Regions from separate parts of the Homo sapiens genome. Here region 2 is linked to region 1. A link is an interaction called in ENCODE POLR2A ChIA-PET data of the cell type or tissue named here. Cell type or tissue: PC-9. All regions are shown on one strand. Each heading gives the region's core, and the rest is flanking DNA. Links, peaks and the distances in the headings are about the cores only. Region 1 overlaps LOC102723568 (a long non-coding RNA gene). Region 2 holds the start of LOC124902661 (a long non-coding RNA gene).

Region 1 (16,576 bases), core at 6,313-10,312:
TATTGTAAATGGGATTGCTTTATTGATTGCTTTTTTCTCTACTTTGTTGTTGGTGTATAGAAACACTACTGATTTTTATATGTTGATTCTGTATTCTGTAACTTTACTGATCATTTATTAGTTCTAAGAGTTTTTCATGGAACTTTTAGGGTTTTCTGTATTTAAGATCATGTCATCTGTAAACAGGGACAATTTGACTTCATCTTTTCCAATTCGGATGCCCTTTATTTCTTTCTTTTGCCTAATTGCTCTAGCTAGGACTTTCAGTACTATGCTGAATAAAAGTAATGAGAGTTGGCATCCTTGTCTTGGTTCCAGATCTCAGAGGGAAAGCTTTCAACTTTTCTCTATTAAGTATGATGTTGTCTGTGGGCTTGTCATATATGGCCTTTCTTGTGCTGAGTTATGTTTGTTCTATACTTAACTTGTTGAGAGTTTTTATCATAAAGGGATGTTGAATATTGTCAAATGCTTTTTCTGCATCTGTTGAGATTATCATGTTTTTTGTCCTTCATTCTGTTGATGTGACGTATCATGTTTGTTGATTTGTGTATGTTGGACCATGCTTGCATCTGTGATATAAATCTCATTTGATCATGGTAAATGATCTTTTTAATATGCAGGTGAATTTGGTTTGCTAATATCTTGTTGAGGATTTTTGCATTTAAGTTCATCAGATATTTTGGTCTCTAGTTTTCTTTTTTTGTTGTGATCTTGTCTGCTTTTGATATTAGGCTAATGCTGCCCTCATAAAAAAGTTTCAGAGAATTTCCTCCTCTTCAATTTTCTGAAAGAGTTTGAGAAGAATTGACATTAGTTCTTTAAATGTTTGTAGAATTCAAGAGTAAAGTCATGAAGCACTGGGCTTTTCTTTGATGGAATACTTTTTTGTTACAGATTTAATCTTATTACTTGTAATTGTTCTATTCTGTTTTATATTTCTTTCTGGTCCAATCTTGGTAGGTTGTGAGTGTGCAGGAATGTTCCATTTCTGCTAAGTTTTCTAATTTGTTGGTGTATAGTTATTCATTACAGTCTCCAGTGATCCTTTGTATTTCTATGATATCAGCTGTAATGTCTTTTTCATTTTTGATTTTATTTATTCGGATATTTTCTCTTTTTTCTTCTGTTAAGCTAATGTTTGTTGGATTGTGTTTATCTTCTCAAAATACCAATGTTTTGTTTAGTTGATCTTTTGTAATTTTTTAGTCTCAATCTCATTTCTTTCTGCTCTGATATTATTTCTTTCCTTTTGCTAAATTTGGATTTGGTTTGTTCTTACTTCTCTAGTCCTTGAGATGCATTATTAGTTGGCTTATTTAAAATCTTTCTACTTTTTAAATGTAGGCATTTATTGTTATAAAATTTCTCTTAATACTGTTTTGCTGTATCCCATAGGTTTGGGTATGTTGTGTTTCTATTTTCATTTATTTCAATAAATTTTAAAATTTCTTTTAAAATTTCTTTCTTGACCCATTGATTGTTCAGGAGCATGCTGTTGAATTTCCATGTGTTTATATAATTTCAAAAATTCCTCTTGTTAATGATTTCTAGCTTTATTCTATTGTGGTCAGACAAAAATATTTGATACAATTTCAATTTTAAAAAAATTGTTGGGACTTGTTTTGTGGTCTAAGATGTGATCTCTCTTAGAGAATGCGCCATGTGCTGATGAAAAAAATGTGTATTCTATAGCGTTTGGATAAAATGTCCTGTAAATCTCTGTTAGGTTCATTTGGTCTAAACTATAGTTTAAATTCTATGTTTCCTTATTCATTTTCTGTCTAAATAACCTGTCTAAAGCTGCAAGTGGGATATTGAAGTTTCCAACTAATATTGTCTTGGGCTCTCTCTCCTTAGATCTAATAATATTTGCCTTATGTATCTTGGTACATTGGTATAGGGTAAATATATACTTACTATTGCTATATCCTCTTGTTGAATTGATCATTTTATGATTATATAATGAGTGTCTTTGTTTTTACAATTTTTTACTTAAAGTCTGATTTATCTGATATAAGTACAGCTACTTCTGCTCATTTTTGGTTTCTGTTTGCATGGAATATCCTTTTCTATCCTTCCACTTTCTGTCTATTTGTGTGTTCACAGATGAAGTGAGTTTCTTGTAGGCAGTATATAGTTGGGTTATATATTTTATCCATTCAGGCATTCTATATATATTTTAGTGCATGCTTTAATCCTTTTATTAATATTAATACATTCAAGATTATTATTGATAATTGAGGACTTATTCCTGTCATTTTGTTAGTGGTTTGCTGGTTATTTGTATTCCTTTGTTCTTTCCTGCACTCATTGTTTACTGCTGTAATTTGGTCTTTTTCTGTTGTGATATGTTTTGCTTCTTTTCTCTTTCTCCTTTGTGTATTTGCTCTGTAGAGTTTTATACTTTTGCATGTTTTCATCATAGTGATTATATCTTTTCACTTCCAGATGTAGGATTCTCTAGAGCATTTCTTTTACAGCAGGTCGAGTGTTGATGAATTCCTTCAGTTTTTGCATGTCTAGGAAAGACTCTTTCTCCTTCAATTCTCAAGGACAGCTTTGCTGGGTATAGTTTTTGGTTGACAAGTTACTTCTTCCAGTACTTTGAATGTGTCGTGTAATTCTCTCCTTGTCTGTAAGTTTTTTTGCAGACAAATAGGCTCATAATCTAATGGAGATTCCCTTATATGTGAATTGATGCTCTTCTTTTGCTATTTTTAGAATTCTCTATTTGTCTTTGATTTTTGACAATTTGATTATACTGTGTCTCAAAGAGGACTTTTTGGATTGATCTTATTTGGGAACCTTTGAGTTTTCTTGGATCTGGATGTTCATAAATCTTTCCAGACTTTAGGAAGTTTTCAGCTATTATTTTATTAAATAGTTTTCTAAGCCTTTTCCATTCTCTTCTTCTGCTGGGACATAAATGTTATAAAAATTTGTTCATTTAGTCGTGTTCCACATGGCTTGGAGGCATTCTTCACTCTTTTTCATTCTTTTTTCTTTTTCTCTGACTGGTAAATTTTAAATGACCTATCTTCAAGTTCAGAGATTCTTCTGCTTGATCAAGTCTGTTATTTAAGCTCTCCATTGTATTTTATTTTATTCGTTCAGTTCCTCAGCCACAGAACTTCTGTTTGGTTCTTTTTTTATAATTTATATCTCTTTGTTGAATTTATTGTTCATGTCATGAATTGTTTTACTTATTTCATTAAATTGTCTGGTTTTTTTTTTCCCCTTATCTCATTTATCTTCCTTGAGATCATGCGTTTGAATTCCTTTTCTGTCAGTTTGTTGATTTTCCTTCTATTGAGGTCTGGTACATAGCTATTATCTTCCTATGGTAGTGTCATATTTCCTTGTTTTTTGTGTTTCTTGTGTTCCAATGTTGATGTCTGTGCATCTGGTGGAACAATCACCACTTCTAAACTTTATAGTCTTTTATAGAGAAACAATTCCACTTGCAGATGTGTTGTAGTATGCTGGTTGGGAAAGGTGTGATGACTTTGTTTCCAGATGAATACAGTGATATGGTCTTTGTGTAGCTTCTTCAGCTATGTGCAATGTCAGCCATAACTGTGGACACTTCAGTGGCCTAGGTTGTAAAAGTCTGTGTCAGTAGTAGTAGCAGCAGCAGCATAGGTTGTTAATGTCCTTGGTGTCAAGGGCTTTTGGTTTTCTCTTATTATTCTCTTTTTCCCCACAATGGAGAGACTTAGCCAAGGAGATCCCTATTGGTGTCAGGTCTGACATGGTCTACAGACAGCCTCAATAGTACTGGGTTCCAGGTGCAGGTGCTTGCAGTTGCTGTGGGGCCAGGGTCCTAGGCTCAGGGTCCCATGAACCCATTGTGGCACCTGGATCTTGAGGTGCAGGTTTGCTCTCTGTGGCAGATTTGGATGTAGGTTGCCCACTGAGCTAAGATCTGTGATTCAGAGTACCACCCCTTTTCCTGCCCACCCCCCTCCCCCCAGCAGCTTGAGTCTAGGGGGCTGGTTTATAAATGTCCTTCGACCTTTAGAGGGCAGAGCACAACACTGGCCTGACTCTGGGAAGGAAGGCGTCCTCTGGAGGTTTTGGAGTTGGGTATCAGTGTATGACTACTTTGAGAACCTGAGCCAATAGAGCTCAGTGGCAACTTGGGTCCTAAAGGATGTAGCACCATATAGTAGTGACTCTAGACCCTGGGATATTGGGGTTTGGCCACATCCCAGACTCTGTGGGACCATATGCAGTACTAGCAAGTACCCTAGAATGGTGGAGTACAGCTATTGTTCAGGCCCTGGGGAGCAGGGAACAGCACAGAGGTGACTCCACTTCCCAGGAAGAGGGACGTCTCAGCAGCTCAGACTCTAGAAGGCTGGTCCAGCTCCAGGGCATCTGTATACTAAAGTTGTTTGACCTGTAGGGCAGTTGTCTCATCTCAGCCACTGCTCTGTTCTCCTGTTATGTGGGGGTACTACATCAGCTCAGTCCTGGAATGCACAACTGCTCAGCTCAGCCAGGACACTGATTCCCCAAAGCGCAGTGTACTGCTTCAGCTTAAGCCTGGACAGCCCAGGCACCATTTCCTGGGATGCAGGGCATTACTTCAACTTAGGTATCAGGAAGGCATGACTGCTTTGAGTGACCAAGGTACTTGTTTCTCAGGAGGCAGGGTACCACTTCAGCTCCAGACTGAAAGGGCAGGCAAAGGGGTAGGTGGAGTGGCTGGACATTTGCTTGGCCTTATGAGGAATGATGTAACAGCTGCTTGCAGCTAGCTGGAGAATGTCAGCCACCAGGCTGGGTGGTTTGGTGGTGGCTTAGCCTGGGGGTGAAGGAGAGCCATGGTTAATCACCCGCAGAGCAAGACACACTTCAGCCTTACTTCCAGCTCTAAGATGGAGAAGCACAGTAGCCATATGGGCCATAAGGGAAAGGGGACAGTGTCAGCTCCTTCTCCAGGGGAAACAGAGATATGTGGCCTCCAGGCATCCCCCTCAGCTGGGCTTAGTGCTTGTGAGGAATGCAGGGAAACTGGTGGTGAGGTCTGTAGGTATCCAAGGTGTTCACTCGGGCTTCTGGGATCCTTTTGGTTACATCTTTGCTGAAGGGAAAAGTTCCCCCGGTTTCCAGCTGATCTTGCTTGAGAGACAGGGTGGTGGAGGCCCAGCATTTCCTTAGTTTGGTGGGATATGAAATTCTTGATTCAAATCTCTTTACTTTAAGAATGGTGAATATAGTCCCCTAATCTCTTCAGGCTTATAGGGTTTCTACTGAAAGGTCTGCTGTTAGCCTTATAGGGTTCCCTTTGTAGGTAACCTGTCCCTTCTGTAGTTGCCTTTAACATTTTTTCTTCTTTTTGATCTTGGAGAATCTGATGACTATGTGTCTTGGGGATGGTCATCTTGTATAGTGTCTTGCAGGGGTTCTCTGCATTTCCTGAATTTAAATGTTGGCCTCTCTAGTGAGGTTGGGGAAATTTTCATGGATGATATTCTCAAACTTGTTTTCCAAATTGTTAGTTTTCTCTCCCTCACTTTCAGGGATGCCAATGAGCTATAGATTTGGTCTCTTTACGTAATCCTATATTTCTCAGAGATTTGTTTCATTTTTTATTCTTTTTTTCCTTCATTTTTTGTCTGACTGAGTTATTTTGGAGAACCAGTCTTTGAGCCCTGAGATTCTTTCCTCAGCTTGATCATTCTGCTGTTAATACTTGCAATTACATTATGAAATTCATAAAGTGAGTTGTTCAGCTCTATCAGATCAGTTTTTTCTTAAAATGGCCATTTTATCTTTCATTTCCTGTATTCTTTTATTGTATTTCTTAGATTCCTTGGATTGAGTTTTGACTGTCTCCTGAATCTCAATGATCTTAATTCCTACCCATATTGTGACTTCTATTTCTGTCATTTCAGCAATTTAAGCCTGGTTAAGAATCATTGCTGGGAAACTAGTGTGGTTGTTTAGAGATAAGAAGAGACACTGGCGGCTGGGCAAGGTGTCTTACGCCTGTAATCCTAGCACTTTGGGAGGCCGAGGCAGGCGGATCATGAGGTCAGGAGATCGAGACCATCCTGGCTAACACGGTGAAATGCCATCTCTACTAAAAATACAAAAAATTAGCCAGGTATGGTGGCAGGCACCTGTAGTCCCAGCTACTTGGGAGGCTGAGGCAGGAGAATTGCTTGAACCTGGGAGGTGGAGGTTGCAGTGAGCCAAGATCGTGCCACTGCACTCCAGCCTGGGTGACAGAGCAACACTCCATCTCAGGAAAAAAAAAAAAAAAAAAAGAAAGAAAGAAAAAAGAAGAAGACACTCTAGCTTTTTGAGTTGCCAGAGTTCTCGTACTGGTTATTTCTCATCTTTGTGAGCTGATATTCCCTGAAGTTGCTGTCCTTTGGATGAATTTTTGGCTTTTATCTTTTTTGATGCTCTTGAGGGTTTAATTGTAGTATAAGATGGCTTCAGTCAACTGACTTCATTTCTGGAAGATTTTAGGGGGCCAAGGCTCAGCTCAGCACTCCTGGGCTGTATGTTCTAACTCTGGGGCCAGTACTGGGCCCCCAGCTTTGGTCTCTGGTTAAAAACCTGCTGTGCTTGAGAGGCCAAAGTGTTCCCAGTCTGCGGCCACTGCACTCTCATGAGTGGTGCTGGCCAAAGTGCTTCACTGGGCCAGTGGCAGTGGGGTCCGTGTTTGCTTGTGTGTGCCAGCAGCTGTGGCAGCATGGCAGGGTACATATGTGTCAGCTAGGGTGGGGTACTGTCGGGAGCAGAGCTGCGGTGTTCCTGCCGCCCCAGAATAACTGTTTAAAACCAGATTTTGCCAACCCCCAGGAGAAATAACAGTAGAAATTGGCCCACTGGGTAATTAGAAAATGAAAATGGGGACTGTGATCTGGTTTCAGAGATGAAAAGCAGTTAAGTTGGGCCCTCAGGAACCTGGGTTGGAGCTATCATTAGTGGCAGAATAAAGTTCCTTCCAGGTTTTGGCTCCATTCCAAGGTAAAAGATGAGGAACCTGGAGACATGAGCTCTCTCTCCTGATCTGGGGCTAAATTGGTTTATTGACAGAAATGATTCTTCTCTAACACAGTCCACTTCACCCCTGTAAAATGAAACAATTTCTATTAATTTGCCACACAACCACCTCAAAAAGAATTAATAATTATATTGTAGTAGCTATGTTAAACTGGTGCTTACAAAGTGACAGTACTCACTTACTACCTTATATCCATGATCTTATGTATTCCTAATAGTAACCCTATGAAGCAAATATTATCATATCCATTTTACAGAAGAGAAAACTGAGGCTGTAAGATGTTCAGTTGCTTTCTGAAAGTTGCACATTTTGTAATAAATCCAGTTCTATTTGCCTTAGAATTCATGTTCTGGGATACATATTGGCTTCCTATGTGAATTTAGGTTAGCAATTTTCCCCTATTGCACAGAACAATGTCTGGCAGGCAAACTGGGGTCAACATTCCTCACTGTGACCCATCTATGGACAAGGAGTAGTGGTAGTTCCTAAAGACTCCAAAGATCAGTTTCATTTCTCCTCATGTTTTGGGAAGTCTATTCACTCTGATACTTGAAAGAAATATGTGTTGATTGGAGTGAAACAAACATCAAAAGAACCTCTTGCACACTTTTTAATAGTGAAGAATTGGGGATGAATAAAATTACAGGAAAGAAAAGTCTTCAGGAGGAAGAAAATAAGTTGCTTGAATGTAGGGAACTGAGTCACCATAACTGGCATAACATTAATGCCTAATGCTGGTGAGAAAAATCTGTTTATATCCCCAACCCTTGTGCCTATTGGCGCTAGCAGCCCAGAGTCTCTTGGGCATGTTCCACAAATTACCATTAAAAACAACTTCTTATTGCCAAGTCTATGGAATCTCAACTCCAATCTCACCCCTGGAGCTTAACAATCCTTATTAACCTGCTTTAGCTTTTGAAGCTGGATAAAAATTAAAGGACTTAGTGTTTGTGTTTAAAGCACCTTAGGGATAACTTTTTCCCATGTCTGGCAGTGATGGTCCCCAGACTTATCCAGGCTGCATCTATTCTATGCTAATCCAAAAGGAATTCACATTCCCTCACCTGTACATGATATATTGCAGAATCACAAAATCACTTTTACTCTGAGTTTCACCTGAAATGGACTCTCAACTCTTCATTTACCTCACTATTTTTTTAAACTTAAATTCAAATCTTAACGTCTCAGAGATGGTGAGGATTATGGTGAATTCCAGTTCTGTCCTCATCACCTACTATTATGGAGTGACTTAACCTCTTTGGAAATTTGTTTCCTTATCTCACTTCAACAAGAGAAGCAAAAGTGAGATTTTTTTAAGAATAAAAAAAATGCAGTGAAAACCATTTTGAGAATCCTTTGGTTGCTTTGGGGTAAATAAAATTAGCTTCCTAATAGCAGTTTCTGGCACAGTTCCTCAGCCAACTGAACTAAACTGAATAAATAGCTCAATGATGCTGTAATGTGGGGTTAAAGTCATGGTGGCTAGAAAAACTATTAGGTAGCTGCCAAGAAAAACCACACGAATTTATAAAGCCAGCAGTGACCCTAAGTCTTACAGGTAGGACAAAATTATTATTCCTTTTCATGCAGCTTAACATTCATAATACTCTTCAATGTTGGAAGATTAACTTGGTAAGTATCCAAGAAAACACAAGAACAGGGCTAGCTTTTAAGGATTAGAATTCCAAAAAGAGCAGAGAAAGGGTTAGAAATCAGGGGTCTGAAATACTCTGCAAAAATACTGCCTCACTGAAGCATTTTCACTAAGACCAAGAAATTTTTTTCATTTTGAGTGACCTACTTATTGCCATGGTTTCTATAGAAGAGATCATTGGAAAGTACACTTCATTCTAATTTGGGGTTCCATTGATTAGGGGAGTTTCCCTCAGGGCACAAGCTTTCCGTTTTCTATTTTTTTTCCATTTGCATTATGTCCAAAGCACATGTGGCAAGAGGACTTTGTAAAAACCAAGTCTCAGCTTCTATAGATGTAGCAAGATGATATTTCAGAACATGCATATTGTGATTTCTTATTTCTACTTCCTCAAGCAAGAATCATCCATTGCCTGAAGAGAATTGGGAAAAAATAGCAGAAACAACATCAAGTTATTTTTATTGAGTCTTTCCTAAGTGCCTGGCATGGTTCCAATCACTTTATACCTATTATTTAATATTCCCAGCAATCTTATGAGATGAGTGCTATTATTATCTCCATTTTACTGATGAGAAAACTGAGGCATAGGAAGTTTAAGTGACTTATCTAAGATCAAAATCTGGGAAAGATGAAGCCCTGAGAGTCAATGTTCAGCTTTAACCTTCGAAACTAGGCTTACTTTAGAGAAGATGGTTATGAAAACAAAAGCTTTTGACTTGCAAGTTCTTGGCTTTTTTTAAAACCATTTGCTGGATTTTAACATTCATACATACGAAAAAGTACACAAATCAGCTGCATAGATCAATGAAGTCACACAAAGTGAACAGTCTCATGTAACCCAGATCAAGAAACAATATTACTAGCACTCAGAACTTCTCTTTAAGGTTCCCCTCCAAATACAATCTCTCCCACCAGTATCTTGACTTCTAAAACAATTTTTTTGCACCTTTTTGAACGTTTTATTATTGGAGTTATATACGATGTACTTTTTTGTGTGTCTGGCTTCAGTCAACATAAAAAACATAGAGAGATGAATCTCTAAATAGGAAAGGTTTTGTTTGGGAATAAGCTACGAGAAGTAGCACTGTAATCCGGGATGTATATATGGAGCAGGGTGGCCTCTGGTATGTCCAGAGAACAACAACAACAACAAAAAAGGTTAGGATTTTGTTGGGGAAAGAGGAGATTTACCTGTTGTTTTAAAAGACACTTCATTGCACTGGCAGTGCCCTGTGAGAGCTGAGTTCTGATCGGCGAATGCCAATAGTTGCTAGGTAGGACTTGTAATCTTGGAGTTGCAGTTAGACCTTTGGCAGTTTTGGATTGGGCTTGTGAAACAATTTGTCAGGCAAGTGTTTCTGTGTACGTGGCTAGCTGTCCTTGTGCTGCTAGCTGTCCTTGCACAACTCACATAGTCGCTGCAGTATGGAAAAAATTTCTTGTGATAGTTGTTGTTGCTAGGCAAATCATGCATGAGAACCTTCCCTTGATGGCCTTCCCTGGCTCCATTTTGCCAGGTTTGACTTGAGTGACTCCATTTAGAATCTGACAATTTTCATTCTTCTTTCACTCAAATTTATGTGGTGAGATCCACTCATATTGGGCTTTCTTTTTAATTTCATATGGAATTCTATGTGGATATGCCAAAATGCATTTATCCATTTTACTATTGATTGACATTTGGGTTGTTTCTGGTTTGGGGCTATAATGAATAGTATTACAAAGACTATTCTTGTACATATCTTTTGATGCACATAAAAACATATTTTTTTTTGGATGTACACCTAGGAATGGAAGTGATGGGTCATATGTTATACTTATGATCACTTTATAGATATGGCTCAACAGTTTTCTGAAGTAGTTTAACTACTTTATTAATTTTAACATGTTAATTTATAAATTATTTCTTTTGTAATTAGCTGATTTTGTATCAAGTTTAAGAAATCTTTGCTTACCTGAAAGTCATGAAGATATTATCATCCGATTTCTTCCAAAAGCTTTATTGTTTTACCTTTTCACATTTAGATGTAAACATTTAAAAATTTTATTTAATTGACAAATTAGCATTTTTATTTGACAAATAAAAACTGTTGTCACCTTGTTATACAACAGAACTCTTAAAGTTATTCTTCTTGTCTAGCTGAAATTTTTTGTCTTTTGACCAACATCTCCTAAATCTCGCCATCTCCACCTATGGTAACTACCATTTTACTCTATTTCTGTGAGTTCAACTTTTTAAGATTCTCTATATAAGTGATATCGTGTGGTATTTGTCTTTCTGTGCCTGGCTTATTTTACTTAACATAATGACCTCCAGTTCCTCAATGTTGCTGTAAATAACAAGATTTCTTCCTTTTTATGGCTGAATAATATTCCATTGTGTGTATATGCCACCTTTTCTTTCTCCATTCATCTGTTGATGGACACTTAGGTTTATTCCATATCTTAGCTATTGTGACTAGTGCTGCCATAAACATGGGAGTGCAAATATCTCTTTGACATACTGGTTTTCTTTCCTTTGGATATATATCCAGTAGTGGTATAGCTGGATCATAGGCTAGTTCTATTTTTAATTTTCTGAGAAACCTCCATACTGTTTTCCATAATGACTGTAGTAAATTACATTCCCACCAACAATGTTTAAGTGTTGCCTTTTCTCTACATCCTCATGTACACTTGCTATCCTTAGTCATTTTTATAATAGCTATTCTAACAGGCATGAGGTGTTATCTCATTGTGGTTTTAATTTGCTTTTCCCTGATGATTAGTGATGTTAGCCATTTTTTCATATATCTGTTGGCTACTTGTATATCTGCTTTTGAGAAACATTTATCCAGGTCATAGGTCCATTTTTAAATTGGGTTACTTATTTTCTTGCATTGAGTTTCTTATATATTTTGGATATTAATCCCTTATCAGATGCATGGTTTGCATATACAGATGCTTGTTGACTTACAGTGAGGTTACATGCCAATAAACCTGTTGTAAGTTGAAAATATTGTCAAATCAAAAATGCATTTAATACACCTAGCCTACCAAACATCATAGCTTCGCCTAGCCTATTTTAAACATGCTCACAACACTTATGTTAGCCTACTGTTGAGCAAAAGCATCTAACACACGGTCCATTTTATGATAAAGTGTCTGATATCTCATGCAATTTATTGAATACTGTACTGAAATACACTTTCTGCTGAATGCATATTGCTTTTGCACCATCATAAAGTTGAACTATTGTTAAGTTGGGATCATCTGTGTATTTTTCTGTTCCTTGGGTTGTCTCTTTAGTCTGTTGATTGTTCCTTTACTGTGCAGAAGCTTTTTAGTTTGATGTAATTCCATTTGTCAATTTTTGCTTTTGGTGCCTGTGTTTTGAGGGTCAAAACTATAAAATCCCATTGCCTAGACCCATGTCTAGGAAATTTTCCCCTGTTTTCTTCTAGTAGTTTTATAGTTTCAGTTCTTACATTTAAATGCTCAATCCATTTTGATTTAATGTTTGCATATGGTATGAGATAGGGTCTAATTTCATTCTTCTGCTTGTGGATCTCCAGTTTTTCTAGCACCATTTTTTGGAAAGACTGTATTTTCCCTATTGTGTGTTCTTGACATCTTTGTGGAAAAATCAATTGATTGTAAACACATGGATCTATTCTGAGGCTCTCTGTTCAGTTCCACTGTTCTACATATCTATTTTTATGCCAGTACTATGCTGCTTTGATTACTGTAGCTTTGCAGTAGATTTTGAAATGAGTTAATGTGATGCCTTCAATGTTCTTTTTGTTTAAGATTGCTTTGGCTATTTGGGGTCTTTTGTGGTTCTAGATGAATTTTAGGATTTTTTTTCTATTTCTGTGAAAAAATGTCATTAGAAATTTTATAGGGATTGCATTGGATCTGTAGATTGCTTTGGGTAGTGTGGAGATTTTTAACAATGTTAATTCTTCCAAACCATGAACATGGAATATATTTCTATTTATTTGTGTCTTCTTCAATTTCTTTTATCATATTTCTTTGTTTTTAGCATACTGGTTTTTACCTCCTTCATTAAATTTATTCCTAAGCATTGTATTTTTTTTGTAGGTACAATAAATAGAATTATTTTCTTGATTTCTTTTTCAGATAGTTCATTGTTAGTGTATAGAAATAATACTGATTTGGCCGGGCGTGGTGGCTCACGCCTCTAATCCCAGCACTTTGAGAGACCGAGGCAGATGGATCACGAGGTCAGGAGTTCAAGACTAGCCTGGCCAAGATGGTGAAACCCCATCTCTACTAAAAATACAAAAATCAGCCGGCTGTGGTGGTGGGCACCTGTAATCCCAGCTACTCGGGAGGCTGAGGCGGGAGAATCACTTGAACCCAGGAGGCGGAGGTTGCCGTGAGCCAAGATCATGCCCCTGCATTCTAGCCTGGGTGACAGAGCAAGACTGCGTCTCAAAAAAAAAAAAAAAGATACTGATATTCATGTGCTGATTTTGTATATTGCAACTTTACTGAATTTGTTTGTTAGTATACAGTTTTTTGATGGAGTCTTTAGGGTTTTATGTATATAAGATTATATCATCTGCAAAAAGAGAAAACTTCCTTTCTGATTTGGATCCTTCTATTTCTTTCTCTTGCCTAAATACTCTGGCTAGGACTTCCAGAACTATGTTGACTATAAATAGTGAGAGTAGGCATGCTTGTTTTGTTCCTAATCTTAGAGGAAAAGCTTTCAACGTTTTGCCATTGAGTATAATATCTACATGTTTGTTATATATGGCCTTTATTTTATCTGGCACATTCCTTCTACACCTAATTTTGAGAGTTTTTATCAAGAAAGGATGCAGAATTTTATCAAATATTTTTTACGCATCTATTGAAATTATCATTTGGATTTTGTTTTTCATTCTGTTGAAGCAGTGTATTACATTTATGGATTTGCATGTGTTGAACCATCTTTGAATCTCAGGAATAAGTCCCACTTGATGATGGTGGTGAATTATCCTTTTAATGTGCTGCTGAATTCAGTGCGTTAGCATTTTGTTGAGTATTTTTGCATCCATGTTCATCAGGGATATTAGCCTGTCTTTTCTTGTAGTGTCCTTGTCTGGCCTTGGTAACAGGGTAATACTAGCCTCATAAGATGAGTTTGGAAGTATTTCCTTTACTTCAGTTTTTGAAAAAGTTCGAGAATTAATATTAGTTCTTTAAATGTGTGGTAGAATTTGGCAGTGAAGCCCTCAGGTCCTGGGCTTTTCTTTGTTGGGGAACTTTTTATTATTCAGTCAATCTCCTTGTTTGTTAGTGGGTTGTTTTTTTCTTTCAGATTTTCTGTTTCTTCATCATTTAGTCTTTGTAGGTTGCTTGTGTTGAGGAATTTATTCATTTCTTCTAAGTTATTCCATTTTTTGGGATATAATTGCTCACAGTGGTCTCATGACTCCTTGTATTTCTGAGGTATCAGTTGTAATGTCTCCCCTTTCATTTATTTATTTATTTGAGTCTTCTCTTTTTTTCTTAGTTTAACTAAAGGTTTGTTAATTTTGTTTATCTTTTTGGAAAACCAACTCTTAATTTTGTTGATCTTTTCTATTGTTTTTCTAGTCTATTTTATTTATTTTTGCCATCATCTTTATTATTTCATTTCTTTTACTGTCTTTGGCTTAGTTTGTTTTTTTCTTTTCCTAGTTCCTACAGGTCTAACATTAGATTGTTTACTTGAGATTATTATTGTGTTTATATAGGCATTTATTGCTGTAAATTTCCCTTTTAGAACTGCTTTAGCTGCATCTCATAAATTTTACTATATTGTGTTTCCACTTTCATTTGTCTTGAGATATTTTTATATTTTCCTTTTAATTTCTTCTTTGACCCATTGGTTTTTGGGGATCATGCTATTAAATTTTCACATATTTCTGAATTTTCTAAAATTCCTTTCATTGCTAATTTTTAATTTCATACTATTATGGTTGGAAAAGATATTGGACATAATTTCCATCTTCTTAGATTTGTTAAGACTTGTTTTGTGGCCAAACATATGATCTATTCTGGAGAATGTTCTGTGGGTGCTTGAGAAGAATGTGCATGTCTGTTAGGTCCATTTGATCTAAAATGTAGCTCAAGTCCTACATCTGAAAATTTATCTGGAACTAATGTTTGTCTACGGTTTGAGGAGAGGAGTTCAAGATTCATTTTTATCCATGTATCTGGTCTTCTAATAGACCCAGCAGAATTTTTTGAAAACCCTATCTTTTCTCTTTCTGTACTGTAGTATAACATTTGTCATATTTGGGAAATTAACTGGGGGTCTAATTCTAAATTCTCTATTGTCTTCCCTTGGCCTCTTTGTCTATCCTTGTACTAATATCAATCTATCTATAACAGGTCTTAATATTTGATAGAGTACATCTTCCATCTTTCCTCTTCTTCTTTAAAATTGCCTAGTCTGTTCTTGGCCCATTAAATTTTCACATAAATTTCATAAATCGTTTGGTGTTTGGATTGGAATTATATTCAATGTATAAATCAATTTGAGAACTGACATCACTATGATATTGGGTCTTTCAATTCATAAAAAAGTTATATTCCTTCATTTTTTATGTCATATTATTTCTTCCTTTTTATGTCTTATATGATTTCTCTCAATCAGTTTTATAGTTTTAGCATACAAGTCATGTACATCTGTCATTAGATTTATTTGTAGATACTTTATTTTTTATACTATCGTAAATGGTATTTTTAAAAAATCATTTCAACTTTCATTATAAATTAAGGGGTACATGCACAGGTTTGTTACATGGGTATCTTTTGTAATGCTGATACTTGGAATACAAATAATTCCAGCACTCAGGTAGTGAGCATAGTACCCAGTAGGTGGTTTTTCAGTCCATTTCCCCCTCCCTTCTTCCCCTGTCTAGTAGTCCCTAGTGTCTATTGCTCCCACCTTTATGTCTATGTGTATTCAGCATTTATTTGGTTTTCTTTTCTTGTGCTCATTTCCTTAGGATAATGGTCTCCAGTCCCATCCACAGTGCTGCAAAGAACATGACTTCATTCTTTTTTATGGGTGTGTACGTGGTGTATATGTACATTTTTAAAATCCAGTCCACTGTTGATGGGCTCCTAGGCTGATTACATGTCTTTGTTTTTTTTTTTTTTATTTTATTTTTTATTTTTTTTTTTTTTGAGACGGAGTCTCGCTCTGTCGCCCAGGCCGGACTGCGGACTGCAGTGGCGCAATCTCGGCTCACTGCAAGCTCCGCCTCCCGGGTTCACGCCATTCTCCTGCCTCAGCCTCCCGAGTAGCTGGGACTACAGGCGCCCGCCACCGCGCCCGGCTAATTTTTTGTATTTTTAGTAGAGACGGGGTTTCACCTTGTTAGCCAGGATGGTCTCGATCTCCTGACCTCATGATCCACCCGCCTCGGCCTCCCAAAGTGCTGGGATTACAGGCGTTGTTATTGTGAATAGTGCCATGATGAACATAAAACTGCATGTGTCTTTTAATAAAATGAATTCTTTTCCTTTGGGTAAATACCCAGTAGTAGGATTGCTGGATAAAATGGTAGTTCTGTTTTAAGTTATTTGAGAAATCTCCAAACTGCTTTCTACAGTGACTGAACTACTTTGCATTCCCACCAACAGTGTATAAGTGTTCTCTTTTCTCTGCAGCCTTGCCAGCATCTGTTATTTTTTTACTTTTAATGATTGCCATTCTGACTGGTGTGAGATGGCATCTCATTATGGTTTTGATTTGTGTTTCTTTGATGGCAAGTGATGCTGAGCCTTTTTTCTTATGTTTATTGTCCACTTGTATGTCTTCTTTTGAGAAGTGTTTGTTCATGTCCTTTGCCCATTTTAAAATTGGATTTTTTTTTTTTTTGCTTTTTTATTTGTTTAAGCTCTTT
Region 2 (16,576 bases), core at 8,420-12,419, 1.1 Mb after region 1:
TGAACAATATCTATTCAAGTCCTTTGCCCATTTTTGAATCTGGTTATTTGTTTTCTTGTTATTGAGCTTTTTGAGTTCCTTTTATATTTTGGGTATTAACCCCTTAAAGGCTGTATGGTTTGCAAAATGCTTTCTTGCATTCCACCGATTATCTCCTTGCTTTGTCAATTGTTTCCTTTGCTGTGCAGAAGCTTTTCAGTTTGATATAATCACATTTGTCCATTTTTACTTTTGTTGCCTGTGCTTTTCAGGACATATCCAAAAAAATGTTGCCTAGACCAATGTCAAGAAGTTTTTTCCGTTTTCTCCTAAGAGATTTGCAATTTGGAGTCTTATGTTTAAGTCTTTAATCCATTTGTATTGATTTTTTGTCTATGGTGTGAGATAAGGGTTCAATTTCATTCTTTTGTTTATGGATATCCAGTCAACACCATTTATTGAAGAGACTGTCCTTTCTCCATTGTGTGTTCTTGGCACCTTTGATGGAAATCAGTTGACCACAAATGCATGGATTTACTTCTGTAAGCCTTCTTTTCTCTGATATAAACATTTAAGACCATAATTTTACTCCAAATGCTTCATTAACCGAATCTCACAAATTTGGATATGCTATGGTTTTATCAGGACAAAAGATTTTAAAACTTTTCTTGTGATTTGATTCATGGGTTATTTTGCAATGTGGTTTAATTTCAAAATATTTGGATTTGCCAAAGTTTTTTTATCTTGATTTTTATTTTAATTCTGTTGTTATTAAAGAATATATTCTTGGCTGGGTGCGGTGGCTCACGCTGGTAATCCCAGCACTTTGGGAGGCTGACGCAGGTGGATTATGAGGTCAGGAGTTTAAGACCAGCCTGGCCAGGATGGTGAAACCCCATCTCTACTAAAAATACAAAAAAATTATCCAGGCATGGTGGTGGGCACCTGTAATCCCAGCTACTTGGGAGGCTGAGGCAGAGAATTGCTTGAACCCGGGAGGCAGAGGTTGCAGTGAGCCGAGATGGTGCCACTGCACTCCAGCCTGGGTGACAGTGCGAGACTCCATCTCAAAAAAAAAAAAAAAAAAAAAAAAAAAAGGATATATTTTTTATTATTTCCGTCCTTTGAAATATACTGAGACACATTTGATGGCCCAATTTATGGTCTATTTTGGTGAATAAAGTACATACATGTAAACATAAAAAATAAAGTACATAAACATAAATGTACACGGGAACATAATGTGTATTCTGTAATTGTTCAGTAATGTTTGATAAAATGCCAATTAGGAGGCCAGGTGTGGTGGTTCACGCCTGTAATCCTAGCAGTTTGGGAGGCTATGGTGGGCAGATAACCTGAGCTCAGGAATTCGAGACCAGCCTGGGCAACATGGCAAAACCCCATCTCTACTGAAAATACAAAAAAATTAGCTGGGCTGGTGGTGCACTCTTATAGTCCCAGCTACTCGGGAGGCTGAGGCAGGAGAATCACTTGAACCCAGGAGGCGGAGGTTGCAGTAAGCTGAGATCGCACCACTGCAGTCCAGCCTGGGTGACAGAGCAAGACTCTGTCTCCAAAAAACAAAAACAAAAAAAGGTCAATTAGGTTCTGTTTGTTTAGAGTTATGCACATCCTCTACATGTTTTCTGATTTTTGTTTGTATGTTGTATCAGTTACTGAGAGAGGAGAGTAAATCTCTTCAACACTTATTATTAATTTGTCTATTTCTCCTTTCAATTCTATCAGTTTTGCATTCATATACATTGAAGTTTGTTAGCGAGTGTTCAGGAATTGCATGTCTTCTCAATGAATTGATTCTTTTCTTATTATGTAATGTCACTCTCTATCCCTGGTAATTCTCCTTGTCTTTGTCTGATAGCAATATAGCCACTCCTGTGTTTTTACAATTAGTCAACACATGGTTCTCTTTTCTATTCTCTTTTAAGTTGTATGTATCTTCATATTTAAAGCATGTGCTTATAAACATCATATAGTTCAATCTCACTTTTTAAAATCTAGTCTAGCTCTCTTGCTCTTTTCATTGGAAGGTTTAGTCAAGCTAGATAGAATATAATCAGTAATTTGATTGGGTTTGATTCTACCATCTTGCTATTTGTTTTCTCTTTGTCCCCTTGTCCTTTGTTTCTTATTTTCCTCTTCCTGTCTTCTTTTGGATCAGTTGGGTGTTTTCTAGTATTTCATTCTATCTTCTCTATTAGCTTTTTAGCTATGCCTCTTTGTTTTAACTTTTAGTGGGTGCTTTGGGGATTAAAATAAACGTAATTTATCACTGTCTACCTTGAATTAACTTTATGCCACTTCACATAAATGTAAGAACTTTACAACAATATACTTTCATTTACCCACCCTCATCTTTTGTGCAATTGTCATACATTTTGCTTCTACACAGATTATACACCTCACAATACTTTGCTACTATTTTTGGTTTAAGCACTCAAATGTTTTTTTAAAGAAACTAAGAAATAAGAAAAAATGTCTTTTATATTTATGCCCCACATATTTTCCATTTCTGGTAGTCTTTTTAATGCAGATCTAATATCATCCGGAATCATTTTCTTTCTGCCTGAGGACTTCCGTTAACATTTCTTGAAATGCATGTATGTTAATGATTCATCCAGCTTTTGCTTCTCTGGAAATGCCTTTATTCTACTTTTTAAGACTACCTTTTTCCTGGATATAGATTTATGGGTTGACTGGGGTTTTTTATTATAGTTTTGTTTGTTTTTTATTTAATCACTTCAAAGATGCTGCCAATTATCCTCTGACTAGTTTTATGTCTGATAAAAAAAAATAGGAATACTTCTCATTATTCCTTTTTTTGTAACCTGTCTTTTTTCCCTGGCTACTTTTTAAATGTTCTTTATCTTCAGTTTTTAGCAATTTGATTATGATATGCCTAGGTGTGGCTTTCTTTGTGCTTCTCTTAAATAAGTTTTATTGAATTTCTTGGATTTGTATGTTGACATTTTTTCATCAAATTTTGGGGAAAGTGGCCATTACTTCAACTTCTTTTCCTGTCTCATTTTTTTCTCTCTTCTTTTGGGACTCCACTTACACATGTATTATACTGCTTGATGTTTTCCGACAGATCACCGAGTCTTTATACTTTTTAATGCTTTTTTTCTCAGTGCAGTTTAGATAATTTCTGTTGACCTGTTTTCAAGCTCACTGATGTTTTCTTATGCATTATTCAATCTAATGTTAAGCATTAGATACGGTGAATTTTTTATTTCATGAAGTATGCTTTCTAGTACTGTAATTTCCACTTGTCTCTTTTTAAGGTTTCTCTTTCTCCATTGAGATTTCTTTATTAATGTGTCCATCCTTCCTTTTAATTCTTGAACTTATTTCTACTAGCTGTTTTAAAGTCTTTGTCTGCTACTGTCAATAACTGTGGCATCTCTAGTCCCATTTCTACTGACTTTATTCGCTGGGTTGTGGGTCACGTTTTCTTACCACTTTGTATGTCTAGTAATTTTTTTATTGAATGCTGGGCCTTATGAATGCTACAATGTTGAGTTTGGATTATGTTGTTTTCCTTTAGGGTGTTGAGTATTGCTAAGGCAAGCATTTAATTTATTTGTGGTTTAGCTTGATCCTGCTGAGGCTTGTTTCTAAGCTTTGTTAAAGTAGGCCAGGAATAGCCCATAGGCTAGGGCTAGAGCAGTCCTGTTTCTAAGGATTGGCCTTTCTGGGATCTCAACTGAATGCCCAGAGTGTTCAGTGATAGAGCTGAACTATGATTGGCCAGAAATCCAATGTCTGTCATTGCTGTGTAACCTCAAGAATCTCCAGCCAGCGCACAGACCCTCAGTAGGTACCCTCTGCTAGGCTATGCAGGGTCCTGTTGCACATGTGCAGCTTTGTATTTGACCAAAGACTGAAGGGGACCCATAGGCAGATTTCTAGGGCATCTTCCCTGTTTGGCTCTTTCTTCTTTGATATCCTTCTATTGAAATTCCAGCCACTGGCTGGGCATGGTGGCTCACACCTGTAATCCCAGCCCTTTGGGAGGCCGAGGCGGGCAGATCACAATGTCAGGAGATCAAGACCATCCTAGCCAACATGTTGAAACCCCATATCTACTAAAAAATACAAAAATTAGCTGGGCATGGTGGCGGGCGCCTGTAATCCCAGCTACTCAGGAGGCTGAGGCAGGAGAATCGCTTGAACCAGGGAGTCAGAGGTTGCAGTGAGCCGAGATCACGCCACTGCACTCCAGCCTGGGTGACAGAGTGAGACTCCATCTCAAAAAAAGAAAAAAGAAATTCCAGCCACTTCCACAGCCTGAAGTCTGAACTCTGCTGACTCCACCCAGTGAAACTAGTGCTGTCTTGTGGGATTTAATTCCTTGTGCTGCCACTTAGAAAGTGTCCCTGGCAGAAAGCTAAATTGAATGTGGAGCTTAGCACATGTGTTTCCTTTGCTCAAGATTTACTGGCCAGGTTTTGGTAAACCTTTACAAGCACTGAGCAAAACTCTTGGCAAATATTAGTTGCTTAGTAAGGTGTTTTTTTAAGGAGGAAGGTGTGATGAATTTAGTTCACTTCTGGAAATACCCACAAGGCTATTCAAATGGCCTGTCCAGAGAATCAATCTCCATTTTCCCCATCCACTCTCAGCTTCCCCTCAGGAGTAACAAACTTTCTCCCCTCTTCAGAAGCTGACAAGCAGTTTTCTGTGCATTTGGGTTACTCAGTTTGTAAAGCTTTGAGCATTTAGATAATGACCAGAATTACATTCATCCACTGTTAAGATACACCCTGTTCTCTGGGGGATTTGATATACTTTTTCCAAATCAGCTAAATGCTCTCTGGAAGAATTATTGGCGGGGAGGAGAGGCTAAACAACTTAGCATAAATCATCATTCAGAATGTGTCCTTGAAGCCCTGCATATAGTTTCTCGTGTTACCAAGAAAAGAACTTCTGAGTCTGTTTAAAGAAAGCAGCAGCAGCCAGCTCCAGTGTCCTCTTCAAGGAGAACGCTCCAGGTTTAGGAAGTTCTTGGGTGAAAGAAATCCCCAACAAGGCCTCTTGGCTCCTTGTATTCACCTCAAACACCCAGCTCGGCCTTATCTTCCCAGGGCACATTTTCTGGACCAGTGAACCAAATAAAGACAGGCCATTTTCTTTTGTTTGCATCTTGACTGGGAAGACCAGGTCTCCAAAGGAAGGATTATTTCAAGCTTGCTTTGGAGATTGTTTGAATTTTTCACACTTTATCCTTATCTACTGCCTGTCTCCCGACTCCAATCACCCTGCAAGCTAAACACGCCATATATATTCAACACCATCTTCTCTCCTGTGAAAGACGTGTCATTTGGCTTTGTGGCCCAATGACCACATTCTTGCCTTGGAGACACTTGATGGGTAATTTGAGTTCAGAATCCCTATAGTTCGGCCAGTAGATCTAACCCTTCAACTAAGATTTCCTCTTCATCAACAAGCACTAACTTTCCCCATGCCTACGTTTTGATTCAAAAGTACAAGACGAACAAAGGATTGAAAAGATTAAATGTGTGAGAGTTTTAATTTTCCTCTGGGGGAAAAAAGACAGCAAGTTATGATTTTCTTCTAAGCAAACAAACCATTTTCCATATGCCTCTAAGAGAAAACTGCTTTTCTATTATTCTGCACATTCCACAAATAAGTCCAGTGGGGAGGAGGGTGCCTAGGAAGCAGCACATTTTCTTATGTTGTAGAAAAAATGTGTTTTCCAACTCATAGTCTCTAAGCTCTAGTAAAATAATTAGGTTCGAGGAGCAACTCTGCTTTTGAAAGGCAGCCAGGGAGCATGGAAGAGCCAGGGCTTACTTTCTGAATGCTGTGAGGGCCTCTGGGTGGGGGCCTAGTGAGACCTGACCTCATGGCCTGAGGCATCTGATGCACCATGCACCTGCCCCCATGGTAGGACACTTGCCCCTCACCACGAGATGGGTCTGGGAGGCTGTGCACCCTACAGAAAGATTGTCCAGAAATACCTTCTGCAGTGTTACCTTCTGGATTCTAGCTCTTGGGGCATATATAACCCCCATTCTCAAACCTTAGAGGAGAACCTGGGGTGGCCCTTCACATCCTTGCTAGAACTTCAAAGACTTTGGTACCTGGCCTTGTCATTCCCCTACTTCAGTCGCCCCCAATCTTTTTGGCACCAGGGACCGGTTTCATGGAAGCCAGTTTTTCCACGAATGGTGGGGGGATGGTTTTGGGATGAAACTGTTCCACCACAAATCATCAGACATTAGATTCTCATAGAGAGCACACAACCTAGATCCCTCAAATGCGCAGTTTGCAATAGGGTTGACGCTCCTATAAGAATCTGTCAGATCAGCCACAGCATTAGTAGGTGGAGCTCAGGCAATAATGCTCACTCCCCTGCCACTCACCTCCTGCTGTACCAGTACCGGTCCATGGCCCTGGGGTTGGGGACCCCTGCCTTACTTCATTACCTTCAATAGTTCCCCATTGTTTTTATGATGAAATTTCTATTCCTCAGATTTTCTCACAAGTTTTTGTTTGTTTTTTGTTTTGAAACAGGGTCTCACTATGTCACCCGGCTGGAATACAATGGCACAAATACAGCTCATGGCAGCCTTGACTCCTGAGCTCAAGCAATCTTCCCGTCTCACAATGCCTGGCTAATTTTTTATTTTATTTTTTTAGAGATGGTGTCTGGCTATGGTGCCCAGGCTGGTCTTGAAATCCTGGGCTCAAGTATTCCTTCTGCCTCAGCCTCCCAGTGTGCTGGGATTACAGGGATGAGCCACTGTGCCCTGCTGGTAAGTTCTTAATAACCTGATCCTGCTGTATCTTTCCCTTATCTTTCACTCCTCCCTCTGCAATCCTCCCTCCACTCTCCTAACCCCACCCTCCGCCAACCCCTGCTTCTCTCCTCCAGCATATGGAAGTCTTTGCAGCCCCTTGGATGCACTGGACTCTCTTTCAGTTTGGAATGCTGTACCTGGAGGGTGGGAACAACATGCCCTTGCTCCACCCTGCTAACTCCAATTCTCACCTCAAATCTCAACACAGGAGTGCTTCCTCCAGGAAAGCCTCCTTCAAGGCTGAGTTGGGCATCCCTCCTGCTTGCTGCCATAGTTCACTGTGCTTACCTCATCACAGTTATTCATTCACAAGTATTTACTGAGTGTTCCCATATAGCAGCCACTGGGCTAGGTCCTAGGAATACAGTGGGAAGAAACACTAATAAATAAGTAAAACAAACAAATACCTGATAAAATCCTATTCGTGATAATTTCTGGGAAAGAAAAGGATATACATGGAAAATAGGGGGTGAGGTAAAGACCACCTTATCCTATTTTATTCTTATGTTCTCTTTATTACTCTTTCCACTAGACAGCAGGTACCCCAAGAACAGAGATTTGTGTTACTCTTCGCTTTACTTCTAATGCCCAAGTAGGATGCAGCATAATGAAGGCATTCAATAAGAGCTTGTGGTATGAGCCATAACGATTTTCTCTTCCTTCCATTTCCGGGCCTGTTTTCAACATTGTTGGAAACTGGAAATTTCAAATCTCTTTCCAGGAAGGGTCAACTGGACAGAGAAAAAAGGACATTGAACGAAGACACTCTGAATTCAAAGGACAGAGAACAAAGACCCTGGCTTATTTGGAAATCAACCTCCTTCCCTAATCTGCCATGTATTTGATATCTATCGTTATTGGTATTTTAAATATAAGGACGTTTTAAATATGACCTCAAATTCTTTGACAATGCTTCCTCTTGAATGTGGGCTGGTCCTAATGACTAGCTTCCAATGAGTAGAAATTGCAGAAATGATGTGTTAATTTTGAGGCTACATCATAAAAGACAAAGATAATGCAGCTTCCATCTCCGTCCCTCTTCCATCTTGCTCTGTAGGAAGCCAGCTTCCATTTTGTAAGGACATTCCAATAGCCTAAGAAGCAATGCCCATGGTTAGGAACCGAAATCTCCTGCCAAATGACAAATGAGTGACCATCTCAGGAACAGCTCCCTTACCCCACCAAGCCTTCAGAGAGGACTGCAGCTCCAGCCAAAACCTTAGTTGCAACCACATGAGAGAGCCTGAGTCAGCCATTCAACTGAAGTGTTCCCAGACTCCTGACCCACAGAAATCCACAGATAATAAAAGTTTGGTTTCAACCACTATGTTTTGGGGTAATCTATTATGTAGCAGTAGATAATTAATATAATTTGTCTGCACACTGGAACTTATGTCGTAAAAGAAGGGAGTTAGCTGGGCCTTCTCTGCAAGAAAAGCCTCTCTCCATTCCAGACAAAAAAGGGGAACTTGTCTGAAAAATCAGAAGGGTAGTGGGATGGACTATTAGTGTCCCCCTAAAACTCATAAGTTAAAATCGAATTTGCAATGTGATGGTATTTGGAGGTGGGTCCTTTGGAAGGTAATTAGGTCATAAGGGTGGAACCCTCATGAATGGGATGAGTGACCTTGTAAAGGGAACCCCAGAGAACTTTCTTGCCCTCCCTCTTTCTGCCATGTGGAGATACAAGGAGAAGTGGACACTCTGCAACCAGGAAGAAGACCCTCACTAGAACTGACCATACTGGAGCCCAGAGCTTGGACTTGCAGCCTCTGGAACCACAAGAAATAAATTTTTGTTGTTTATAAACCACCCAGTTTACAGCTGATATAGTTTGCATGTTTGTCCCTTCCAAATCTCATGCTGAAATGTGACCTCCAATGTGGAAGGTGGGTCCAGTGGGAGGTATTTGAGTCATGGGCGTGGATCCCTCATGAATATCTTGATGCCCTCCCCACAATAATAAGTTCACATGCGATCTTTCTGGTTGTTTAAAAAAAAAAAAAAAACAAGAGAGAGATGGGGACCTCCTCTCTCTCTCTCGCCATGTGATACGCCTGCTCCCCCTTTGCCTTTCATCATGATTGTAAGCTTTCTGAGGCCTTACCAGGAGCCAAGCAGATGTGGGTGCCATGCTTGTATAGCCTGCAGAATCGTGAGCCAAATAAGCCTCTTTCCTTTATAAATTACCCAGTCTCAGGTATTCCTCTATAGGAATGCAAAATGGACTAACACAATGGCACTTTGTTATAGCAGCCTGAATCAAGACAGGTAGTTGCTTTTCCAGCTGTAAAGAGACTGGGCCTATCTTGGATTCTCAGGTTTCCAGCCTTCTCCATAACATCCCCTATGACCCCAAAGGAGTTGTGAATGTAAGTAGGCATATAATTAAAAATTCATGCATCTTGAAAACTTTCAATGTGTTGGCACTGTTCTAAAGAGCTTTGCATATATTAACTCGTTTAAGCCTCACAACTACCCCGTGAGATACTATGATTGTCCCTGCTTTACAAATGAAGAAACTGAGGCACTGAGGAGAAGTAACTTGCCAAAGCAAGCTTTTAATATTGGAGAAAAGACCCTAACAAAAAAGAAGGCTTACTATGTGACAATCATTTTAACAAACACTTTCATAGCATTTTTCTTAATCCACAACACAAACCTGCAAGAAATAGGTCAAAGGCCTATTTTAACGATAAAAAATGAGGCCCTTGAAGGGTAAGTGACTTGCCCATTGTCATACGGGACGTGGCAGGTGTGGGTTCAAAGTCTAGGTCTGTTGCTTTCAAAGCCTTCTTTCCTCAACACCCAGCTGCCTCCCTGCTCCCCTACCCTCTCTCTGCTCTCAGCTTCAGATGTGTGCTTGGCAGATCCAGAAAAATCCCTCGGGTGCTGGCCAGCTGCCTAAATGAGGAATGAGGTGACAGCCCTGAATTTACACATGCCCAGGCACCTCCAGGCAGCTGTTACCTGCACCCAAGTCTATGCTGATGTGCTTTACCACAAGCCTTGGGTCAGAGATGAGTGAGAAAAGTGGGCAGAAAAGGAGCAGGATAAATGGGCTGCAGTAAGCCCAGCTGTTTTGGCTTCAAGGCAAGAGTTCAGTAAATCCAGAAACACCTGTGCCTGTGACATTCCTGCGGTCGAAGCTGCCTCAGGGCTTGGCTCTGCTTCCCGGGATGAGGCAAGAGTTCAGAGGAGATGGACAGAAAAAACTCTCCTGACTGTCAGGAGAAGGGAAGAGCCCCATCTATGAAGTCAGACGGGCTAGCCTAGGAGAAATTCATACTGTGTATCCATCCACATACCTGTGTTATCTGTGAGTAGAAAACCTGCTTCCCTGCACATAACACGCACTCACTTGTCCATGTTAACTCCCTCGCCTCTCCACTCTCCTGTCCTCATCTCCAGAGTTTGAGGTACCCCTTGACTTAACATGGAAGTCAGCAGGCCATCCTCATGAGCTAGAAATTGTTAGCTCTCCTTGCATTTCTCTAAGGCAATGGTCTGAGACCTCTTTTGGGTACTTGGGATGATTGCATTTTGCTGTAATACAGGGGAAAGAAGAGAGCTGTGGGAGTCAAATTTTGGGGGCTTAAAGATCACCTGGAGTGTGTGTTAGAAACACAGACTCCAGTTTCATTCCAGTAATTCTTATTCATTGGGTGCCCCTATGAATGGGCTTTTTTTTTTTTTTTTTTTTTTTTTGACAGAGTCTTGCTCTGTCACCCAGGCTGGAGTGCAGTGGCACAATCTCAGCTCACTGCAAGCTCTGCCTCCCAGGTTGACGCTGTTCTCCTGCCTCAGCCTCCCGAGTAGCTGGGACTACAGGTGCCCACCACCACGCCCAGTTAATTTTTTCTTGTATTTTTAGTAGAGACGGGGTTTCACCGTGTTAGCCAGGATGGTCTCGATCTGACCTCATGATCTGCTCGCCTCGGACTCCCAAAGTTCTGGGATTACAGGCGTGAACCACCATGCCTCGCTGAATGGGTATTTCCAAGCCACCATCTGGCCACACTTAGAGAAGCTCTGGATTAAGAAGAGTTTCAGGCATTCAAGAAAAGCATCCCATATTCATCCTCTTTGACAAATTATTAGATCCTGGTTACCTTTAACCAGTTTAACGTAAAATTTCAGATTATGTCTTCATAAGAATTTATAACAAATTTTTAAATTTCAGATTCCATTGAAAAGCTGATGAACATCTAAAAAGAGAGAAGGTAGGGCTTATCTCCAAAATCAAAATGGTAGTTGCTTTTTTATCCTTGGGAGACTAGACTTGTCTTTAGGGTTCTTCAGTCCCTTCCAGAAGCCAGTTTTGTTTTTCCGTGTTTGTGTCTGTGGTAGACAGAATTTTGGCCCCCATTAAGCTGTGAAGTGTGTGGTAAGTTGTTATATAGCACTAGAAAACTAACAAAATCTAAATGTTTTCATTTAAAAAAATATTTTGGGGCTGGGTGCGGTGGCTCATGCCTGTAATCCCAACACTTTGGAAGGGCAAGGTGGGCGGATCATGTGAGGCCAGGAATTCAAGACCAGCCTGGCCAACATGGCGAAACTCCATCTCTACTAAAGATACAAAAAAATTAGCCAGACATGGTGGCACGTGCCTGTAGTCCTAGCTACTCTCGAGGCTGAGGCAGGATAATTTCTTGAACCTGGGAGGCAGAGGTTGCAGTGAGCTGAGATTGTGCCACTGCATGCCAGCCTGGGCAACAGGGTGAGACTCTATCTCAAAATATAAAATAAAATAAACATTTTGGTCTAGAATTTTGTTTTCTGTTTTGGTTCAGTTTGGTTTTTGGTATTCTTAGACTTGAATTCATTGCTGGATGATTCTCTATGTAGAAGTTCCCTGCCTCTCTTTGAAGACCACATCAGATGCCACTTCCTACAGGAAGCTTTCCCCAAGTAAGTCATTTGTTGTCATTAGCCTAATGGTCTTTGCTGGAAAAGTCCCCATTTGTTGGTGAGTGAGAAATGGGGGATGTGATACCATTTGGATATGTGTCCCCACCCAAATCTCATGTTGAGTTGTACTCCCTAGTGTTGGAGGTTGGGCTTAGGGGAAGGTGATTGGTCATGGGAGTGGATTTCTCATGAATGGTTTGGCACCATCCCTTGATGCTGTGCTTGTGATAGTTAGGGGGTTCTTGCAAGATCTGGTTGTTTAAAAGTATGTGGCACCTCCCCGCCTCTTGCTTCTGCTTTCGCCATATGACATACCTGCACCCCCTTCACCTTCTGTCATGATTGGAAGCTTCCTGAGGCCTCCCCAGAAGCAGATGCCACTATGCTTCCTGTACAGCCTGCAGAATCATGAGCCAATTAAACCTCTTTTCTTTATAAATTACCCAGTCTCGGGTATTTCTTTATAGCAATGCAAGAATTGGCCTAATACAGGGTGATAAAGGATTGAATGTATATATGAGGAGGGGGGGATGTTTGGGAGCCAGACAGAAAGATAAGTTCATTCATTCATTCGAGAAATATTGATCAAGCATCTATTATGTTTCTTCTAGGTGCTAAAGATACTCTGGTGAATATGACAGACAAAGTTTCCCTCTGTCTACATTGTAGAGGAGGCAAGCAGATAATACAGAAGTCAACAAATAAATAAAGAAAATTCTCCAGACAGCAATAAGTCCTACAGGGGGCAAACTTCCAGTAATACGTGAGAAACAGAAAAAGGAAGCCCCTTTAGAAACAGTTACTATTAAAGCCTTCGCTAAGAATGTGATTGTTGAGCTGAAACTTGGATGATGAGAAGGAAAATGTGCCCAAGAAGGGAAAGAGCAATTGCAAAAGCCCAGAGACTGGAGGGAACTTGATATGTTTTCTGAACAGGGTAAAAAAGGACTATTTGACAAAGAAGCAGTAAATGAGTGAGAAAGTACAGCCGAGGTCCGATTAGCAGACAGAGGCCAAATCAACTAACGTCTTGTAGATCACAATGAGGATGTGGGTTTTATTATATGTGTACTGGACAGCTAGTGGATGTGGAATATTATTGCAGCTTCTTCCAGACCAGACTCTTGCAGGAGTCAGATCTTGGGAAAGGGGTTGTGTGAGGTTGGAGCTGTAGGAGGATGCAGCTGCAGTCAGAACCATGGCAGGCTGGCAGGGATGATGGGAAGGAGAGAATAAGTATTCCAACTGCTCTAATCTTGCAGTCTCTTGCCAGTCCCTCCCGCTAGCTACAAAACAGAAAGGGAGAGGACAAAGCCACCTTGGTGATGCAGTTATCCAAGTGGTCAGCCTCACAGAAACAGGAGAGAATGTGTTGGAGAGGGCAAAGGAGATCATTACACACAGACTTGCTGTTTTAAGTACCTACAATGTCTTCTCAGCTAGCAGACTACTAGTTTATCTTCATAACTACCTACCAAAACCCACCCGGGCGGAGGGAGATAAGTGGAGTTAATGTATTCTAAGGTTCTTCCATTGTCCAGGAAGTAGTAAAAGTACTAATTAATACTAAACTATTATAAATCAGGAATGCATGGTATAAATTCTAAGGTGATCACTTAAAAAGGAGATAAAAGAATATATACCTAAAAGGCCAATAGAAGGGGGATATGGAATGATAAAAAAAAAACTTGACCAATTCAAAAGAAGACAACAAAGGAGAGGAAAAGGAATATAGAACAAAGAAAAGATAAATCATACAATAGATTTAAACCCAACTAAGTTATTATTTCAGTATTTCCATGAATGTACATTGACTGTGCTACAATTAAAATGTAAAAATTGTCTAATTGGATTTTTAAAAAATCCTCAACTATTTGCTACTTATAAGAAACATATCTTAAATATAAGGGCATAGAAAGCCTGGCTATAAATAATTGGCAAAAATATGCCATATAAGCATTAGGAAAAATAAGGATAATATATAGTCACGTATCAGAAAAAGTAAACTTTTTTTTTTTTTTGAGATGAGGTCTCACTATGTTGCACAGGCTAAAGTGCAGTGGCAAGATTGTGACTTACTACAACCTGGACCTCCTGGGCTCAAGCCATCCCCGCAACCCCAGCCTCCCAAGTAGCTGGGACTACAGATGCATGCCACCATGCCTGGCTAATTTTTATTTTTTGTAGATATGAGATCTCACTATATTGCCTAGGCTGGTTTCAAACTCCTGGCCTCAAGCTATCCTCTTGCCTTGGCCTCCCAAAGTGCTGGGATTACAGATGTGAGCCACCACATCTGTTCAGAAAAAGTAAACTTTAATGTAATAAGCATTACTAAAGATAAAGAAGGACATCTTACAATGAGAAACGGATTAATCCACTAAAAAGGTATAACACATCTAAATTTTTTTCTTTCTTTTTTCTTTTTCTTTTTTTTGTTACTGAAACAAGGTCTTGCTCTGTTGCTGAGGCTGGAATGCAGTGGCATGAACACAGCTCACTGCAGCCTCAGCCTCCTGGGCTCAAGCAATTATCCCACCTCAGTCTCCCAAGAAACTGGGACTACAGGTGCACGCCACCATGCCTGGCTAATTTTAGTAATTTTTGTAGAGATGGGGTTTCACATGTTGCCCAGGCTGGTCTTGAACCTTGGGCTCAAGCAATCTGCCTGCCTCAACTTCCCAAAGTGCTGCGATTACATGCATGAGCCACTGCACCTGGCCTGTATTTTCCAACATGTAATACATAGCCTCAAAATATAAAGCAAAATTAGCATAAGAAAAGGGGAAAATAGATAAATCTATTTCTCAGGAAATAATAGAAGAAGTAGACAAAAATCAGTAAGGATAGAGAATATTTGAACAGCATAATTAACAAACTGCTTATGTAGAACATCGCACCCAACAAATGAGGAATATAAATGTCATTCAAATGAACACAGAACATTTACCAAAACTTGACAATATGAATGGACAAAGCAAATCTCAGAATATTCAGAATAATTGAAAGCATACAGAATATGTTGTTAGACTACAGTGCAGTTAAACTAGAAATCAATAACAAAAAGATAACTAGAAAATATCCACTACTAAGAAAAAAAGTTACAGAAAACCTAAATAAATAGATGGATATACCATCTTCATGGATTGGAAAACACAATATTGTAAAGATGACAATGCCCCCAAAATGACATATGGATTCAATGCAAGCTAAAGTAAAAACCCAGCAGCTTTGTATGAGAATATGCATTTGGCTGGTGTTAACAAGCTGATTCTAAAATGCATATGGAAATGTAAAGGATTAAGCACAGACAAAATAATATTCAAGAACAGAGCTGTAGGACTGACACTATCAGGTACAATGCTTATTACAATGCAAGATTTACAAATGTGGAATTATTACAAGAGTATAAAAATAGACCAGAGACATAGAACTAGAGACCAGAAACTGATACACACATACGTGATCATTTAACTTACGATAAGATGGAAAACAAGTTTTTTTTTTAATAACTTGCTCAGGAGCAATAATAAATCTTAAGGGAAAAAAAATAAAATCTTGATCCCTACCCTTACGTCATACATAAAAAGCAATTCTAATCATGTTGTACACAATACAACAGCTAAAATGTTATCTGTCAATTTAAAAAATTTTAAATTTTGTTGGCCGAGCACGGTGGCTCATGCTTGTAATCCCAGCACTTCAGGAGGCTGAAGCGGGTGGATCACGAGATCAGGAGATTGAGACCATCATGGCTAACACTGTGAAACCCCGTTTCTACTAAAAATACAAAAATAAAGTAGCCGGGAGTGGTAGCGCGCACCTGTAGTCCCAGCTACTCAGGAGGCTGAGGCAGAAGAACGGCGTGAACCTGGGATGCGGAGCTTGCAGTGAGCCGAGATCGTGCCACTGCACTCCAGCCTGGGCGACAGAGCGAGACTCTATCTCAAAAAAAAAAAATTAATTTTGTCATAAAATTGATGATTTTACATGATTTTTCTAAGATATTTTAAATAATAAACTATTTTCTTAAATTAAAAAAAGACAGTTCTAGAGGAATGCAACGTAACTTGAAAGGTAAAACAAAATATGTCTTCTAAAAGTTAAAAACAGGAGAATATCTTTGTGATCTTGAAGTAGTTAATTTTTTTAAAGGAATTAAAATTGATAAACATGATGGAAACCTTTATAAATTGGACTATATTAGAATCAAAAACTTTTTTTCATTTAAAGGCATAATTAAAAGAGTGAAAAGGCAATTCAAAGAGTGGGACAAAATATCTGCAACACATAATTCCAAAAAAGGGACTCATATTCAGCATGCATAAATAACTTCCACCATTCAGTAAGAAAACAAACATACAATCCAGTGACTCAATAGAAAAATAGAAAAATGGAGCTGGGCATGGTGGCTAATGCCTGTAATCCCAGCACGTTGAGAGGCTCAGGTGGGTGCATCACTTGAGGTCAGGAGTTTAAGACCAGCCTGGTCAACATGGTGAAACCCCATCTCTACTAAAAATACAAAAAAATAACCGGGTACGGTGGTGAGTGCCTGTAGTCACAGCTAACTGGGAGGCTGAGGCAGGAGAATCGGTTGAACCCAGGAGGTGGGGGCTGCAGTGAGGTGAGATCGTGCCACTGCACTCCAGCCTGGGTGATAAAGCTCTCAAAAAATAAAAAAAGAAAGAAAAAGAAAAATAGAAAAATGAGCAAAATAATGGGCTTTACAAAGAAGCTAGCCTAATGGCCAATAACTATATGGAAAAAATGATTAGCTTAATTAGACATCAGAGAAATGCTAACTACAATATGATGTCACATCTACAAAAATGGGT

Evidence for each region. Peaks named below come from ENCODE experiments on the same cell type or tissue, not always from the same donor. Only the 100,000 strongest peaks of a DNase experiment are listed, where the experiment ranks them.
Region 2: POLR2A ChIA-PET joins it to region 1 with 11 read pairs; 1 of 35 experiments calls an interaction of 5 or more read pairs at or near these places.

What each region holds. Positions count from the first base shown.
Region 1 is chr11:34,765,531-34,782,106 of GRCh38, forward strand. The region is part of intron 6 of LOC102723568 (a long non-coding RNA gene); the gene reads left to right. Among named protein-coding and RNA genes, the nearest start is that of APIP, 140 kb to the right of the region's middle. In PC-9, for the core only: no CTCF peak of the experiment used is centred there; a DNase peak (open chromatin) is centred at 8,471.
Region 2 is chr11:35,884,331-35,900,906 of GRCh38, forward strand. LOC124902661 (a long non-coding RNA gene) reads left to right here and starts at 6,746. Exons shown (of 2, transcript XR_007062655.1): 1 at 6,746-6,779; 2 at 7,546-8,636. In PC-9, for the core only: no CTCF peak of the experiment used is centred there; a DNase peak (open chromatin) is centred at 9,981.